Regions from separate parts of the Mus musculus genome. Here region 2 is linked to region 1. The links are chromatin loops, found by intact Hi-C in ENCODE. Cell type or tissue: left cerebral cortex. All regions are shown on one strand. Each heading gives the region's core, and the rest is flanking DNA. Links, peaks and the distances in the headings are about the cores only.

Region 1 (8,216 bases), core at 1,629-6,628:
AATAAAAATAAATGTATGGAAAGACAATCTTGTTTGATTTCTCAGCTGGTTATCCTGAAAAGGACTTCAGGTCATGGTCTGGCAAGAGTTCACTCACAACACAGAAAAAAAAAAAGTGCCCTGTAGATGAAGCTGCCATTGTTTGCGATCCTGTTCTAAAGCAGATAAATGAATTTGAGCAACGTGAGGTTGGGATTGATATTGTTCTAAAAATCAGATTAAGAATTCAGCCTTGCAAGTGTCAAAACTGCACCAATATCAATTTGCTTGTGAAGGGAAACGAAAATCAATTTTCTTGCCAATCCTTTGCCTATCAAAATGTGTTTTCATCTCAATTATTTTATTAATAACTTTGAAATAAGGTTCGATTCCAATAACAATTTAAATTGCACAGTAAATACTATCAACAGACACTAAGTACCATCTACTAACTGGGGATCTTCTAGCACAGTTCAAAGCTCCGTTAAAGTGATCTTTTGTGTTTTTCCCCTACCAGAAGCCTCTGTTATCTTTTAAATTTCAATTTAATTGTGAGGATTTTTAAAAGAAGTGTCATGGATTTCTCATTCCAGTTTATTTTAAGATATTTCATAAGCGAGTTATGAGAATGGTTTTGGTTTTAAATGAGTTTAGACAAATATTTACATGTTGAATGTCTTAAAAGTGGAGCGGGTGTTTACAGGTGCTATTGCTGTAGGTCAGCGGCATTAAAACCATGCTTGTATCTCCATAGTAGAAGAGAAATGTTCAGAATGGTCTCTATGTCCAGGCTGGAGATCCAATGACATTTCCTCGCGGGTGAGGGTGAGTGGGTAGGGGGAGACGCAATGAAAAAATAACAACATATGCTTCCTTTCTGGGAAGTTTTATTTGGTTGTATTTTGCATCCTCCTTTGTGATCAGTTGTTGAGTAGCTGCCCGCACTGATTTTCTGTTCTTTTCCAGTCCCTGCTTTGAGGAGGCTTTTGATCACTCCATGCTAAGTGGCGGTAAGAAATTGAGCATTTAATGTTGAGGACTTGCAGATAGAAGGAGAGAGGAGCCCCTGAGGCGCGGAAAAGGCTCTCAGATTCCGGTCCCAAGATCCAGTGCAAGTTGGGAGTAAGGGAATCGCAAGAGAAATTTCTCCTTATCAAAATTTAAGTCGCTTCCGTATGATCCCGCTCAATCATAACTCAGGCCACGCCCTGCCTCTTTGTTTCCGTTTATAATTACAACTCTAAAAAAGGACCTCAATTTAGACCCAGAGTGAGCTTAATTGGGTACTCTGCTGGTTTGCTTTTTAAACTATCATTTATTGCTTGGTATTGATACAAAGCGGACAAAAAGATTTTTTTGAAAGTCTGATTGGGGCATCCTAAAACTCTGGAGACCGATCTTCCAGGAAAAACATTTAAGAATTCAAATTTCCGATGAGGTTCCACACCTGAAATTAAAAATTCAGCCCGGCTTTCTGAAGTCTGAGTTGCTTGGGTCAATATCTGCATTTCCTTTCATTTCTTCATCTCGGTTTCCATTCTTTCTGGTATTGGTGCCTCCCCTCCCTCCCCCCACTCCCACCACTGCTGAAGACATTCTGATTTACAGTTTGACTGAGAGCTGCATTTCTGTTTAGAAGGTGAAATGTCCAAGTCAGTTAGCCAAATTATTCCCCGACGGTTCCAATATTGCGCCAGAGTTCCAGAGTCAGTTATTTTTATGTCCGACTGTATTTCAAATGTGCGGGGTGATAAATAAAACCCGCCTCAAACTTCAAACTATCTCAACCTGATGAGGAACAATGACAAAAATTAACCCAGCCGAAGCGTCGGGTTCTCGTGAGCCTCTGGTTCATAAATCACGGTGCGTGTGGTGCGCCCACTTGCAGCCGCGCCTAGGCGCGCCTAGGCGGTGAGCGCGGCTCGGAAGCCGCGGCCCAAATAGGGATCGGACAGACGGGATGCAGAGTTCAAGTCATCCGTGGAAGGGGCGTGATGCGCGGGGGCCGGGAGGGAAGAAACTCCTGGCCACGCCTAAGCGACCCCTAACTAATTCGCCATTAACAGTTCTCCCAGGTGTTGTGTGTAAAACCGAAAAGGGGCTCGAAAGGGAGAGGAGAGGGAAGTGTTGAAGGAATGCAAGCCGAAGTTCTCCACCCATCCCTCTGCTGGCCTTGTCCCGTGAAAGGCAAATTCTTTTCTGCTCTTTCCAGTAAGCCCTTTTTGCAAAGCCGGGGGAGGCCTTCTGGGGAGCTGAGCTCGGTGCGGCCAATCCCTGAGCTGCCTGCTGGAGCCTCCACTCCTCAAAGCACACTTCCCAATCCAACAGCCAGACTTCCACTTAGCCCGCACCCCTTCTCCCAGAGCTGGAAGCTGACCTCTGGCCTCTGGGTGTTTGACCCGCTGGGACAGAGGGTGGTCCCGCCCCCTGGCCTTGAACCGCGCACCTGTTCGAGAGCCGGGCCCCGGAGCCCGAGAGGACCCCGTGGCTCTTGGAGGCCGCAGGGGGTCGCGGCCATCTCGGCGCCCGGCGTACAGTGTGCTCGGTGGGTATAGGCTTCCTCCTTCTGGGGTCTGTCACTAGCGCCCGTCTGTCCACGGAGCTCCAAAGCCAGCCCTGCGTTACACTTCCGAACGGGTCGGCGCTTCCCTAGCCCAATGGCAAGGGCGCACAGCTAACAGCGCAGGGCAAAACCATCAGGAAGATCTGGATCCGGAGAAGCGCGTCCCTTACGCTAAGAGGTGACGGTGACTTAGTAAACAGAGCCTTGGCTGGCGTGCAGTCAGTTGCGAATTCTAGGTCAACCTCAGTGACCTCGGGAAAGCGGGAAAAGAAACGCAGTGCAGGGGTAAAAGGAGGACTTGTTGAGCCTTTTGCACATTTGAACTAAGAATTCCCTAAAAATGAAAAATTGGTTCAAAATACTGAGTTGAAAACTCAACCTGTAAGAGAAGTGTCCCAGTGGTCGGGCCTGGCGACACGGGCACTGGTGAGCGGGCTGCTCTCTAGTGCTGCATGTCCACAGCTTCATCCGCGGAGGTCTGAGACTAAAACGGAAGAGCTTGGCCCTAGCTAGGCAGCTCCGGACCGGCATAGGCATTTAGTGCCGTTGCCCTCGCCTGCTTCACGCCGCCGCTCGGCCTGACACAAGCAGTAACACCTTGGCCTGTGGGCCTTAGCACAAAGCAAGGAATCCAGAGCGTTTCTGGATGGCGGGAGGGAATGGTGCCCTGTCCTTCGCGTGCTTCACGATTTAGGCAAGTGTTTATGGCAAGACCCAAAGGCATTCCAGCCACAACCCCTGCATCAGGCTGAATAATAATCCCAGCCTGGCTGGCGGGTTGGGCGGTGATGAGACAATATATCCAGGTGGGGGGTAGGGAGGTAAGGAAGTGGTGGCAGAAAGTCTGTCAACTATTCTGCTGGGTGGCTGTTTCCCACCCTCCTTGGCCTGGGGCAGCAGTGGCCTCTTCTCGCTGGAGTCCCCTACTATTCCCATTGCTGGCAGCTCGCGGGCCTGGCCTGAAAGCAGGGTCCGGGCCCAGGGCGCCCTCTGGGGACCGTTGGTGGCATAGCCATAAGCCCGACTGTTAAGGGAGCAGTTTTACCTGGGACTCCCTGCAGACCCAGGCTGTACCTGTGTCCAATTCTGGGTGGCAATCAGAACCCTTCACCTCGCAGCCGCTGCAGCCCTAGGACGCCCCAGAAATCCAAGCCCCGCTGCAAGGGAAGCTCTGTAGATGGATGCCTTTTGTTAGGATGGAGAAGGCCCCTAGTTCTCAGGACAGAGAAGGGCCTGCCCTTTCACTATTCTACCTGACCTCCATTAAGATAATACCCCCATATCTATCCCCCCCCTTTTTTTTTACAGAAATGTAAAAGCCATTGTTGAAATGGAAGCCTCCACATGGGCAGAGGAAGACGGTGGGAAATGAAAAAGGCAACCTGAGGGGGAACCTGGACAAATGTTAACAAGGATTCCTAACCCTGGTGTGAAGGCTAACCTCAGGATTAACTGAGCCTGACCAAGACCCAGTCCCCTCCAGCTGAGGGATCTTTCCCAGTGAAGTTCCCACTTCCCCACACAGTAAGCTGGAGAGAGCCCTTTGCCACACCTTCATTTTCATTTGCAACCCCCCAATGACCTTTTTGGTTTTCCCAGTAGTGAGGTTCTCTATCTCCCCCACCCTTTTTCTTCTTTTTCTATAGTCAGGACTTTATTACTAGGTCAACAGTGAAAAACTGTCTAGGTCCTGCATGATAACAACTAAGACAAGTGTAAAGTGACCTGTCTCCAGGGCGGTAACCTGCAGTTCCTATGGACTCTCCATTGCACAATTATTCCTGATAATATGTATGCTTTTTTTTTTTTAAGAATAAACCATCTCGGGGCAGTTACAGTTGCATTAGTGTATGTTGTGGAAATACGCTCGCATTTAGAGGACTTTATTAGAAACAGCTGGGACGTGAATGTTTCAAACCTGAGTCTCCTTACCCTCAATATCTACTTTCCATTCTGACTTCCCCGAGAGCATCCACATAATGCATGCTCTCTGTGTGTAATACAAGACACTTGTTTAATAAAGCGAACGATTGTCTGTGTCAGGGAGATTGGTCCTCTCTCCCTCTCTCAGCCCATGTGCAGAGCAGATCAAAGACCTAAACTACCTCTGTCTTTCTAAAGACAGCCAGATGGTGTCTTGATTTTTCTTCAGTTTTTTTTTAAAGCAATAGAATTCAAAGCACTAAAGAATCTGCATGGGTACAACAGATGAAAGCTCATCCCAGGTAAATTATTATTTTTTTTTTAATGTCACGCATGCTTTACTTTAGTCTGCTAAGGTTTGGGGATGCTTTGTGAGAGTACTTACAACAAGCATGTAAATGCTGTGTAAAAACTTAAGGCTGCATAAAATTGAAATCAGAATCCAGAGCCAAGATGAGAAGAAAACAAGAGCTCTGGTGTGCATGTGGGACAACACACAGTTTATTAAAGGAGAACTTGAAATTTGCCTCTGAGCTTCCTAGCAGCAAGGGAAAGAAGTAAAAAAGCATGATCCTCATTATACAAGGAAAAGTCGAATCATTTCTCTGTGGTAAGAGGTCCCTGTGTCGTTCCTGAATTGACCAGGATGATGAGGCCAGCAGTAGCAGCAGCAGCAGCAGCAGCAGCAGCAGCAGCAGCAGCGAGGGGGTGTCTTATATTCTGCTCCATTAGGGAATCACCTGCTCCTGTTTCACCCAACAAATTCCTGGGCTGTGGTTTTACTTCACTGCACAGAAGTCAAAGGTGCAGCTCTATAGGGATGCAGTTTATCTAGAGACCTTAGGAACCAGTCTTGAATTCAGCACTGGCTTCTTAGGGTTTAAACAGAATACAGGCTACAAGCCCTGGCAAAGTGCTTAATCTTCCTCCCTCCCTTGCTGCCTCCTTCCCTCCCACCAGATTCTCTTTACAATATGGAGGCATTTTGTTTATAGAAAGGACATTCCAGAGACTGATACCTAAAGACTCTCCAACAGGATCTTCTCTGTAGCCCAGGCTGCCCTCAAACTCAGTTTAGCTTCCCAGCAAGCTTGGACAATCACACCTTGCCTAAGAAACTTCAGAAGCATGGGCTTGTCCCTGCCCTGCCCTTTTGACTGTCCTCAGTGTCCCTCAACTCTGTCACTTGCCAGTTTTCATTCTGGCAGCTTCAGAAGGGCATTTCTATATCTGTGCTCCAGAGAAAATAAGAACAAAATTTGGTCTCCAAGGCTTGTCAGTACAGAGGCTGAAGACCTCTGTGTGGCCTCTGTGTGGCAGCCTGTAGGGTGATCTGGGTCCCCCTGTGCAGTATGGGTTTGAACAGTGGCTAGATACATCTGAGTATTCTGGAAAGTCAGAGTGTCACTCTGGTTTTGCAGGAACATCAGTATTCCCCTAATGATGGGAGACTTGGAGCCTGGGGAAGAAGAAGGGAAAGTTTCCTTTCCCTTGTTCTCGATCACCTGTCTCCTCACCTTGAAATGCTGAGTCAAGAAGCAGGTTGAGTTTTATGAAGACAAGTTCTCCTTGGTACTGGATCCACCCTCTAAGACTGACTGGGAAGGCCCACTCTGCAAGTGTCCTTCCTTCTTTCCTTCTCTCCCTCCCTGTTTCCCTGCCTCCCTCCCACTTCTGTCCTCCCTCCCTGTTTGGATCATATTGGATGCTCACCCTCCTGCTGAAGCTTCCATGTTTAGAATGGGTTACATATCCACCCAGTGCATCTCAGTCTATTTCCCAAGGTTAACTGAGCCCAGATTAAAGGAATGTATGTGCAACTTCCTCTTCAGCTAGAGTGTAAACTCCCTGAGGTCAGAAGCCTGCTGCTGTGTTTGTCTTGATCTTTTGAATATAGAACAGCAGATAATTTGTTTCCACTTGCTCCAGGCGGCTCCAGGCAGCTCCAGGCAGCTCCAGGCAGCTCCAGGTAGCTCCAGGTAGTGGGGTGTGATGGGATAGGCAAGTGAGAAAGGCTTGGAATAAGCAAATGGAGCATAAAGGCATGCTGGCTTTGTCACTGGCTCCAAGATCCCAAGAAATAATCAAACATCTTTAGATGAGGGAATCTCAGCAGCACCAACATTATGTGGTATTAAATTTACCTCCCAGCTGAGAGTAGTCAGGCTTTCTTCTGAGTTCACCTGCATGACATGTTTGCTTGTTTGTTTGTTTGTTTTAAAGATTTATTTATTGTTATATGTAAGTACACTGTAGCTATCTTCAGACACACAAGAAGAGGGCGTCAGATCTCATTACAGATGGTTGTGAGCCACCATGTGGTTGCTGGGATTTGAATTCAGGACCTTCGGAAGAGCAGTCAGTGCTCTTAACCGCTGAGCCATCTCTCCCAGCCCGCGTGGCATGTTTTTTAATTTGACACTTAAAGAATCTTCTATGTTCTCATGATATCTTATAACCCCTTCTTCTTGAGACAGGGATTGATGTAGCTCAGGATGACCTCAAACTCACTTTGTAGCTCAAGCTGGCTTTGAACTCCTGACATTTCAGTCACCACCTTCCACGTGCTGTGATTACTGACATGGGACACCATGCCCAGCTTTTTCTTCCTTTTCAGTTATATAACACTCCCACCCTACATTAACTTTAGGATGGATGATGATTAGAGATAAGCTTGTGAAGCCTGAGACAATGTTAATATCAATTCTCTCCAAAATGCTGACCAATGTTTTCACCATTGAACTCAATACTTTGGTATTTATTTATTAAACATTTAGAATAATATTTTATTACTTCTTTGATAATTTCATATATGCATGCAATGTATTTTGATCATATTCACCCATAAAACCTCTGCTAACTCCTCCAAGATCAAACCCCTACTCCCCACCTCCTCCCAATTTCTTGTTCACTTTTCTTTCCATTTTAATAATCCATCGTGTCTAATCTGTGCTGCCCCTACACTTTTGGATGTGGGCCTATTCCCTCAACTATGGTTGACCTTCCTGAGGGGCATGCCCTTAAAGAATACTAATCTTTCCTCCTTAGTGTGTGTGTGTATCCCCTACTTGATAAATATTGTTCACGAAATAAAAAGTAGTCTTTTAAAACAATGCCAGCTACTTTGATATAAAGAAAGTTCTGCTAACAGTGTGCTATTATCTGGCAAGGCTGCCATCTTGAGAGAGCAGGGATGCAAGTCTCTCGTATTTAGATCTTGCTGTCAAGTAGGGGTTGAATCACCCAGGACAGATAGCTGGCCCATTGCTTAGCTCAGACACAGGTGCAGCTGGAAAGACACAGGCTTGATGGGTGGCAGAGAGTAGAGGCACCATGGAGAACAGTTTCCAGTCGTGAGGATAAGTAACAGGTCCTGAGCTGTGCTGTTCTGGTCTCAGGTGTGCTGGGTAGGCAGCAGTGAGTCTACCAGGTCCTGGAAAGAAGCATTCAAAAAGCCTGTTGTTCTTGTGATATTTTTTTCTAAGCTCCTGCTCTGCCAAGGAAAGGGAAGTTAAAAAGGCCCCTGACACCGTGTGTCTCTGTGTGTCCTCTTTCCTTTTTTTTTTTTAAGATTTATTTATTTATTATATGTAAGTCACTGTAGCTGTCTTCAGACACACCAGAAGAGGGAGTCATATTTCATTAGGGATGGTTGTAAGCCACCATGTGGTTGCTGGGATTTGAACTCAGGACCTTCGGAAGAGCAGTCGGGTGCTCTTACCTGCTGAGCCATCTCACCAGCCCCCTCTTT
Region 2 (8,216 bases), core at 1,495-6,494, 480 kb after region 1:
CCCCTTTCTTCCTTCCGACACAATGTTAGCCAAGTGCCTGTACCAATCGGCTACAGATGGCTTAATGGCTAAGAGCACTTCCGGCTCTTTCACAGACCAGAGTTCAGTTCCCAGCACCTATTCAGGCAACTCATAACCACTTACAACTCTAGATTCCAGAGATCCCAAGCCCTCTTCTGGCCTCCTCGGGAATACCTTCACATATACATAAATGCATGACAAAAAAATTAAAGCCTTTCCCCAGGACATCATCTTGAGAAAATCACAAAGGAAATCACAAAGTAGGGGAATGACCTGCGGCGCTGGTGTAGAGCGGGAGAGAGGCCAGCTTCCACATGGTGCCTTTGTTATTGTTTAGGGCAAAACTTCATACACACACACTGTATTAGTTAGAGTTTCACTGCTGAAAAAAAGACACCATGACCAAAGCAAGTCTTATAAGAACAACATCTAATTGAGGCTGGCTTACAGGTTCAGAGGTTCAGTCCAATATCATCAAGGTGGGAGCATGGCAGTATCCAAGTAGGAATGGTGCAGGAGGAGCTGAGAGTTCTACATCTTCATCTGGAGGCTGCTAGCAGAATACTGACTTCTGGGCAGCTAGAATGAGGGTCTTAAGCCCACACCCACAGTGACACACCTACTCCAGCAAGGCCACACCTCCTAAAAATGTCACTTACTGGGCCACGCATATACGAACCATCACGCACACACACACACCAACAGAAGCTCTCAAGAGCTGTGCTTAAGGTCAGAATAAAGAAACAATGGATTTCAAGAAATAGAATCTAGGACGGAAATCCTAGATTGGCAATCTGAACAACAAAGGCAATTTTCCTATGGTGGAGAATAGCCATTAAGTTTACTTTGCCTGAAGTTGGCAGCAAAGAAGGAATTAGAAAGACTGGCTTGCAACTGCAACCCTCCCTCCTCCCTCTAAACATAGTGTTCCTGCTTGGCATGTTCATGGTCCTGTAAGACCATGACCTTGCTGTATTTCACACCCACCCTGGCTTCTCGTCAGAACAGGGTCGGTGTTTGTTTGGAACTGGAGTGTAATGGTGAATGACACAAGGGTGTGTTTTGCTTGGAAGAAACATTCCACCTCTCTTCTCTGCGTAAACTCACATCTTGGGAGCAACTACATTGCAAAGCCTTCAAAGGGAGCTAGCTGCTCCCCACCTTGGGTGCTTCAAACAGTCTATCAACTGCAAGATCCTCCTGTTTCAAGCAAAACGTGTCTACAAGGGGAGCATGGAGGGGAGGCTCTGTAAGACTTGGATTTCGGGTTTGTTGGGGGGCTGGTTGGTATTTCTTGTGGGATGAATTTTAAGTGCTAACAGAAAATAAACTAAGTTGGTGGAACTGGGGGTGGAGGTTAAATGAATGAATTACAGTAATTACATTTGTAAGATTCTGAACTGATAAATTTTCTCCTTTGTTCTGAGTGTTTAAGCGAGACTCAAAGTAACTATTTCTCTACCCCAGCCTCTTCTCATTATAGACATGCATGAAACTGTCAAAGAATAAAAATAAGTAAATAAAAAAGTTTCTAGATGAAGGAAGAAAGTATAGCCTAGGTGGAGAGGCTAAGTACTACTGGCTTCTGAACCAGAAACATAGTAAGATAGAGCCTGGAGCACAGAACAGACATTTGGAAGCCGGCAGGAGGCAAGGATACAGAGCATGAAGCTTCCCGTTAGACCCCTGTTTTATTTCATCTACAGCCACATGTGTCTGCCTAATCTTGACCACAAAATCAGAATGCTGCAAAGACTTTGAGGGTTCATCAAATCCACACCCAAGCCTATGGGAAGACCTCCCACCAACCCTCCAGTCACCCTGTTTCTAAAGACCTCCACGAAGTCTCACAGTGTTCAAAAGCCAGCTCTCCTGCCAGCACTCCACTTGGCCTGTTGAATTTGCATTGGCCCAACCCCCTTTAATGAGTCCCACCAGCTCCTCAACAGCCCCAGTCCCCCTGCTCTAAATAACCCAACATCTGCCTGCAAGTGATGTTTGTAGTCTTGCCTGGTCCTGGACACCAAACCAGCAGGGACCTGTTCTCATCTGGGCCAAGCCTGAAAAACAGGTGCAAGACTCGGGCAACTGAGGCCCCTCCGTCAGCCCAGAGCGAACACTTTCAGCTCTGCAGCTTCTAAGACACTGGCAGGAGAGAAGATGAATCCTAGACACTCAGGAGCTTTGACGCATTTTCTTCTTTGCAAGGAAAAAAAAGAAAGAAAGAAACAGTGCATAGCTTAGGGACGCCATATGTGGAATCTAATATGGAAGCCCTCCCTCTTCCTTTCAGCAGTGAATTGATAATTAGTTACTGCAAATCGAACATGTCTCAAAGTTTGCAGGGCCAACTTCCAACAACATGTACACTCCACCAACACAAAATAGCAGGGGAGTGGACTTTTTCCCTCCAGGAATGTGACAGACTTTGAGATGACAGCCCCAGGGACACAGAAACAGTTCCTAAGAGTGATGCTTTCCAGGAAACGCTTGTGGTCAGAAACCATGGTTTCACGTGTGGAGCACTCAGTAGGCATGACCATGGTACCCCTGCTGCCTCACTCCAGGCTCCTCCTCAGAGCGGCTCCTTTTCATCTCCAAGGTGATTTCAGTGCGTTCACCAGTCGAAAGGCAAAAAGACATTCAAAGAGAGTCGTCAGCAGCTGCCCCCAGAAGCTGGTCCTCTCAGAAGAACTAGAAACTCAGCCCCTGCGCCCTTCAGCAAATGGACCGCTAGAAATTGGACCACCGTCCCACTGCGAAGGGCAGAGTCCTCGCATATCCCATTATTTCATTCCAGCAACTCAAGCAGAGAAGCATCGCACCACGGAGGTGACTGGCATGATATTTACCTCAGTGATCGTGACTCGGCCCTGAGTGGGACCAGAGTCACAGGGGGGGAAATAGGGAGGTCATTGCAGCAAAACTCTCCTCAGGTGGTGCTGAGGTTCAGCAAATCCAAGACAGCATCGTAGAACCAACAATAGCGCTACAGGAAAAGTACTCGCTACCCTCAGCAGTCGGCTGGCTGTGAGCTCTCTAAGGTCTCATTCGAACTGCAAACTTTGCCGTTCAACAACAGAAACATTATCAAAGATCCCCTCACTCGTTTATCATAAGCATCCTTCAGGTCTTTGTGCATCTCCACTGACTGAGAAATCCCAGCCAGATGTCAATGACCTCTAAATACGGAGATGACCCTGAGGTGCTGTGTGAATTTGCATCACATTAAATCAATATGTCAAATGTCTGGACGTGCTTTATTTTCCAAGGCCATTCTCCCAAACCAAGCGGAGACTACTCCCCATCCCACCCCTGGGCTAAACAGATTGCTAAAGCAAACTAGCTTCATGTGACTTTTTAAGAAAGCGTGTAAATCACACTATCATAAACCTTTCTCTTTTCAGGTTTGAGGCTGAGCGTCATTAACATCCAGCTTGATATCTTTGGTTCCACAATCCAGATGCCAGTGTCTTCAGGGGGAAAAAAAAGGAAACTTCTTAGGAAGGGTCGTAGCGCCCCCTGCTGGCTCAATTTACAGGCTGCAGTTTTTACAAGGTGGAAATTTGGGCATGAAGCCTTTTGATGCTGAAATCCCCTGTAGTTAAAAAGGGAAATGAGATTTTGAATGTGACGTTCTTCATTTCCTCAGCAACACACACTGCAGCAAAGAGAGTCTCCAATGTCTTCCATTATTATTCCTAGCATTTAATACAGCCAGCCATATTAGAATTGGCGACACCCCCATGGCATTATTCCCCACCACTATGTGAGGCAAAACCAAGGGAATAAAAGGGGGAGGGAGGTCAACTCTTTTCACCCTTTCTAATTCTCCTACTCATAGACGATATACCAGCACCGTGGGCATTCTTTTAGATGATCCCTCGGTAACCACAGTAGGACAAGACAGCCACCTGGGATGGCAAGCCCCCTATTACACACCAGTTGGTAAGCTGTTCTGAAGTCTAAGAGTCGAGAAGAAATCCCAAACCCATCAAGATATACTATACAGAATATAAATATTGACAAAAAAAAAAAAACAGGCATCCAGCTCAACCACCCTGACCACTTTCTACTACAAGGATCTCTCTGAGTCCCTCTGGACGGCAGGGAATGTTATTCAACCAAAACTTTACTGTGTTCAACAAGTGTTTAGTTAGCACTTAGGTTGTTTGGAATCATGTAGACATCAAAGATGGTGTGAAGAAAAAAAACAATACTTTGGACATAATTTATTGTCTAAAGGAGAATATAGACAACATACAAATAAGTCTACAACGATGTATTACAAACTACAGCAAAGGTCACGAAGGACAAGCACACAGTGCCATGGGAGATATCGCATCCGGGAAAATGTAACGTTTTCCTGGGGAAGTGATGTTAGAGCTGACACTAAAGCTCTGATCACAGTCATCAGCCCTCAAAAGCCAGGGAAAGAAGTTCTCCAGCAGGGCCATGAAGGTGACGGGCAACTGTCAGTCAGAGGGGCTCCATCACCAGGTGTGAGCTCGCTTGGTACACGTGTCTTTATGACTTTTTTTTTTAATTGACTGCAAAATAATTACAAAGCTACATAAATGGTTTCCAGGAGCTAACCAAATTCCAACACCAAAATGAGCTGCCTGCTTCTGTGGAAGACGTAAGAAAGCAGCAGCAGGGATAGATCACAGGACATTCACAAGGACGCTCACAAGGACATTCACAAGGCAGAGGTTTGACTTCATCCACCTGCTGGGATTACAGATCCACTGAGTTCTTGACTTCCTCCTTGAATGCTTTTAAAACATCATGCCATGTATGAAGCCAGCACTGGGGTTGTATGTTATACGGACACCCTCTCCTTACCACTCTTACCTTCCTCAGCATCAACACTCCTGTGGCTGACAGTGACCCCCCATACCAAAATCTCTGGAATTTTATCCTGATCTACTTTGACAATGCCTCAGAAAGATGATCTGCACTTAGACAAACATCACACTCTCTCTCATCTGCAGGAACTATATATATATATATATATATATATATATATATATATATATATATATATATATATATATATATATATTGTGTGTGTGTATGTGTATATATATGTGTGTATATATATGCGTGTCTGTGTGTATATGTATATATGTGTGTGTATGTGAGTGTGTGTGTGTAAATAAAAGTAGATAGGAGCTATGAGAGGAAGAAGCAACCTAAAGAAAGAGGGTAAAAGAAAAGTGAGGATGGTTGTGGCAAGAAACACAAAATATTATCTTTTCTTTTATATGTAGAGTTAAAATTCATATATGAAATATAGAGCATTTATTAGTGACCTGAAGGCAGAAAGGGAGCCATTGTGAGGAAGGTGGGAGCTGGTGGGAGGGGGAGGAATAGCAGCGCCTTGGAAAGGGATGGATCTAAGTAGGATACAATGATAAATATGTGTGAAATTTGTACACTAAAAATATTAACAAAAGTGGTTTGCATGATATTTTCATTTACTTCTTATGTTTAAACAGTGTTTCGATCTTACTGTTAATAAAGTTCCCAGGTTTTATCACATAGTGATTTATTTAAGTCCCAAAGTAATCATTTGAGATAGTTACAAGCATTAACTCGTTGTTACAAATTAAGCAATTGAGGCACCAAAAAGATAAGAAACTTTCCTGAGGAAATTCAACCTATATGTGGCTAAATACAGTGTGTGTGTCTCTGTGTGTGTGTGTGTGTGTGTGTGTGTGTGTGTGTGTGTGTGTGTCTGTGTCTGTGTCTGTGTCTGTGTGTCTGTGTCTGTGTGTGTGTCTGTGTGTGTGTCTGTGTGTGTGTGTCTGTGTGTCTGTGTGTGTATGTGTGTCTGTGTGTGTCTGTGTGTCTGTGTGTGTGTCTGTGTGTGTGTGTCTGTGTGTGTCTGTGTGTGTGTCTATGTGTGTGTCTGTGTGTGTGTCTGTGTGTGTGTCTGTGTGTGTGTGTCTGTGTGTCTGTGTGTGTGTCTGTGTGTGTGTGTCTATGTGTGTCTGTGTGTGTGTCTGTGTGTGTGTCTATGTGTGTGTCTGTGTGTGTGTGTCTGTGTGTGTGTGTGTGTGTCTGTGTGTGTGTCTATGTGTGTGTCTTTGTCTGTGTGTGTCTGTGTGTCCAGGCAGAAGCCATGCTGGAAGATTCCCCCATCATTCACACATCCTCCTCTTAGCACAATTAAAGGTTCATCCAGAGCCGCCTTCTAGGTAATTTCATGATCTATGTCAGATGAGTAGAATCCCATTAATTAAACACCCAACTATTCATCTCCAATCCTGCTCACCCAACTCCTCTGGGCTTCCTGCCCAGAATCGTCACTTCTTCCTAAGTGTTGTGCACCCCACAATCCTAAAAGATTTCTAGGATCTAGGGCCCTCTTTCCCATCTATCCTCCCCACCACGTAACTATAGAAACGTTTGTCACCTCCATTGTCCCCCTACTGCCTAGCAGGTGAAGTAAGTCCTTGGTGGACTGGTTCTGATCTCCCTTTGTAGTCTTATTTCTGAAAGCTGCACCCTATCCCTCAACTCACCCCAGGCTTCAACTTGCTCCTTCCACAACTCTTGCTCACCTGCCTTCCCTTTGGGGGCTTGTCTTAGTTAAGGTGTCTATTGCTGTGAAGAGACATCATGACCATGGCAACTCTTATAAAGGAAAACATTTCATTGGAGCTGTCTTTTACAGTTCAGAGGTTTAGCCCATTATCATCATGGTGGGAAGCATGGCGGCACGCAGGCAGACGTGGCGCTGGAGAGGAGCTAAGAGCTCTACATCTGGATTGGCACACAGCAGGAGGAGCAAGCCACTGTGCCTGGCTTGAGCTTCTGGAACCTCAAAGCCCACCCCCAGTGACACACTTCCTTCACAGGTCCTAATTCTTACTCCCCTTCCCTATGAGCCGATGGGACCATTTTCATTCAAACCATCACAGAGCTCATAATCTAGTGCACCCATGGAATCTACCTGCTTGCTGTTGCTCGGACAGTGCCTTCCACCATCCAGGGCTCAGTTCAGCCAGCCCCTTCCTGCCAGGTCTCCCCTGCCATAGCCCATCCTCTCCCTCCTCATGGTCTGGTCTTCCTGTTTGCAGCTCTAAACCTAATACCAAAGTGTCGGTGCTGGCATGAGCAGTATGCAGTACTAAAGACTTAGTGGAAAGCCAAAGTACCCAATAATCACAATAAGTAATATTTTCCTGTGAGAATATATATATATGTGTGTGTGTGTGTGTGTGTGTGTGTGTGTGTGTGTGTGTGTGTGTGTACATAGTATATAAAATTCATTTTATAGTACATATATATGTATACTATCTATAGTATTATTCTTCCAACAGTTTTAAGTGTTCAGTGCAGTCCCATTGGCTACCCACAATTTTATGCAATCATCACCATGATCTTTTTCCAGAACTTTTCATCAGCCTAAATAAAAGCTCTGCCTATTAAACAGGAAGTCACCAGCCCTCACTCTCCAGCCTTTGAAAACCACTTTTCTGCTCCGAGCCTCTGGGTCTGTCTATTCTGCACCCTCCATATATATAAAAATCACATGACGTTTTTGTGTGACTGGCAAATTTCACTCAGCAAAACGAAGATAAACATTTTAATAATCAAATTTAATGCCAAAAAAATCATGATGAACAAAAATTTCAGGCAAAGATCAGAGTCACTATTTTTTTTTCTTTTTCTTACCCAGACCCTCTACAGAACTGATCCACACTTTATGAAAAGTCTTGGGATTTTTAAGTTAATTTGTTTTGTAAAGCTGTTGCACTCAAATATTCTAATCTTAATGACAGATTCCTTGCTGGCTCGTTCAACGTGCTCCCAAGGCAAACTGGTTCACATGATTCAGGCCAGGCTTGGTGGCATCAAATAATTTCCAACGAAGTACAAACCAATCTCCTCATACACAGGCAGCCTCCGCGCAAGACTTCCCACAGCCGCTGTTGGCCTCTCTGGTGAACCTGCCATCCTGGGCTACACAATTAGGCGCCATCTCTGGCTCCCGTGTCCATACCTGTGGATCTTCTAGCGCCATCTCTGGCTCCTGTGCCCATACCTGTGGATCTTCTAGCGCCATCTCTGGCTCCTGTGCCCATACCTGTGGATCTTCTAGCTGTCTGCAACCTGTGAGCCATGGGAGGGCTGACCTTGAGGTTTTTCGCCTTCCTTTTTTTTTTTTCCTTTTTAAGTAATTT

The links. Hi-C counts contacts between places; a loop is a spot of excess contacts. Peaks named below come from ENCODE experiments on the same cell type or tissue, not always from the same donor. Only the 100,000 strongest peaks of a DNase experiment are listed, where the experiment ranks them.
Region 2: a loop joins it to region 1, with 4 times the contacts of the local background. A loop is called at or near these places in 14 of 42 quality-filtered maps.

The regions. Positions count from the first base shown.
Region 1 is chr9:87,737,334-87,745,549 of GRCm38, forward strand. Gm36767 (a long non-coding RNA gene) reads left to right here and starts at 2,051. Exons shown (of 3, transcript XR_379684.3): 1 at 2,051-2,524; 2 at 3,851-4,767. In left cerebral cortex, for the core only: a CTCF peak has its summit at 3,536 (motif pointing left); DNase peaks (open chromatin) are centred at 2,119 and 3,515; H3K4me3 peaks cover 328 bases; H3K27ac peaks cover 697 bases.
Region 2 is chr9:88,218,636-88,226,851 of GRCm38, forward strand. No RefSeq gene overlaps it. Among named protein-coding and RNA genes, the nearest start is that of Gm28231, 37 kb to the right of the region's middle. In left cerebral cortex, for the core only: a CTCF peak has its summit at 3,544 (motif pointing left); a DNase peak (open chromatin) is centred at 3,534.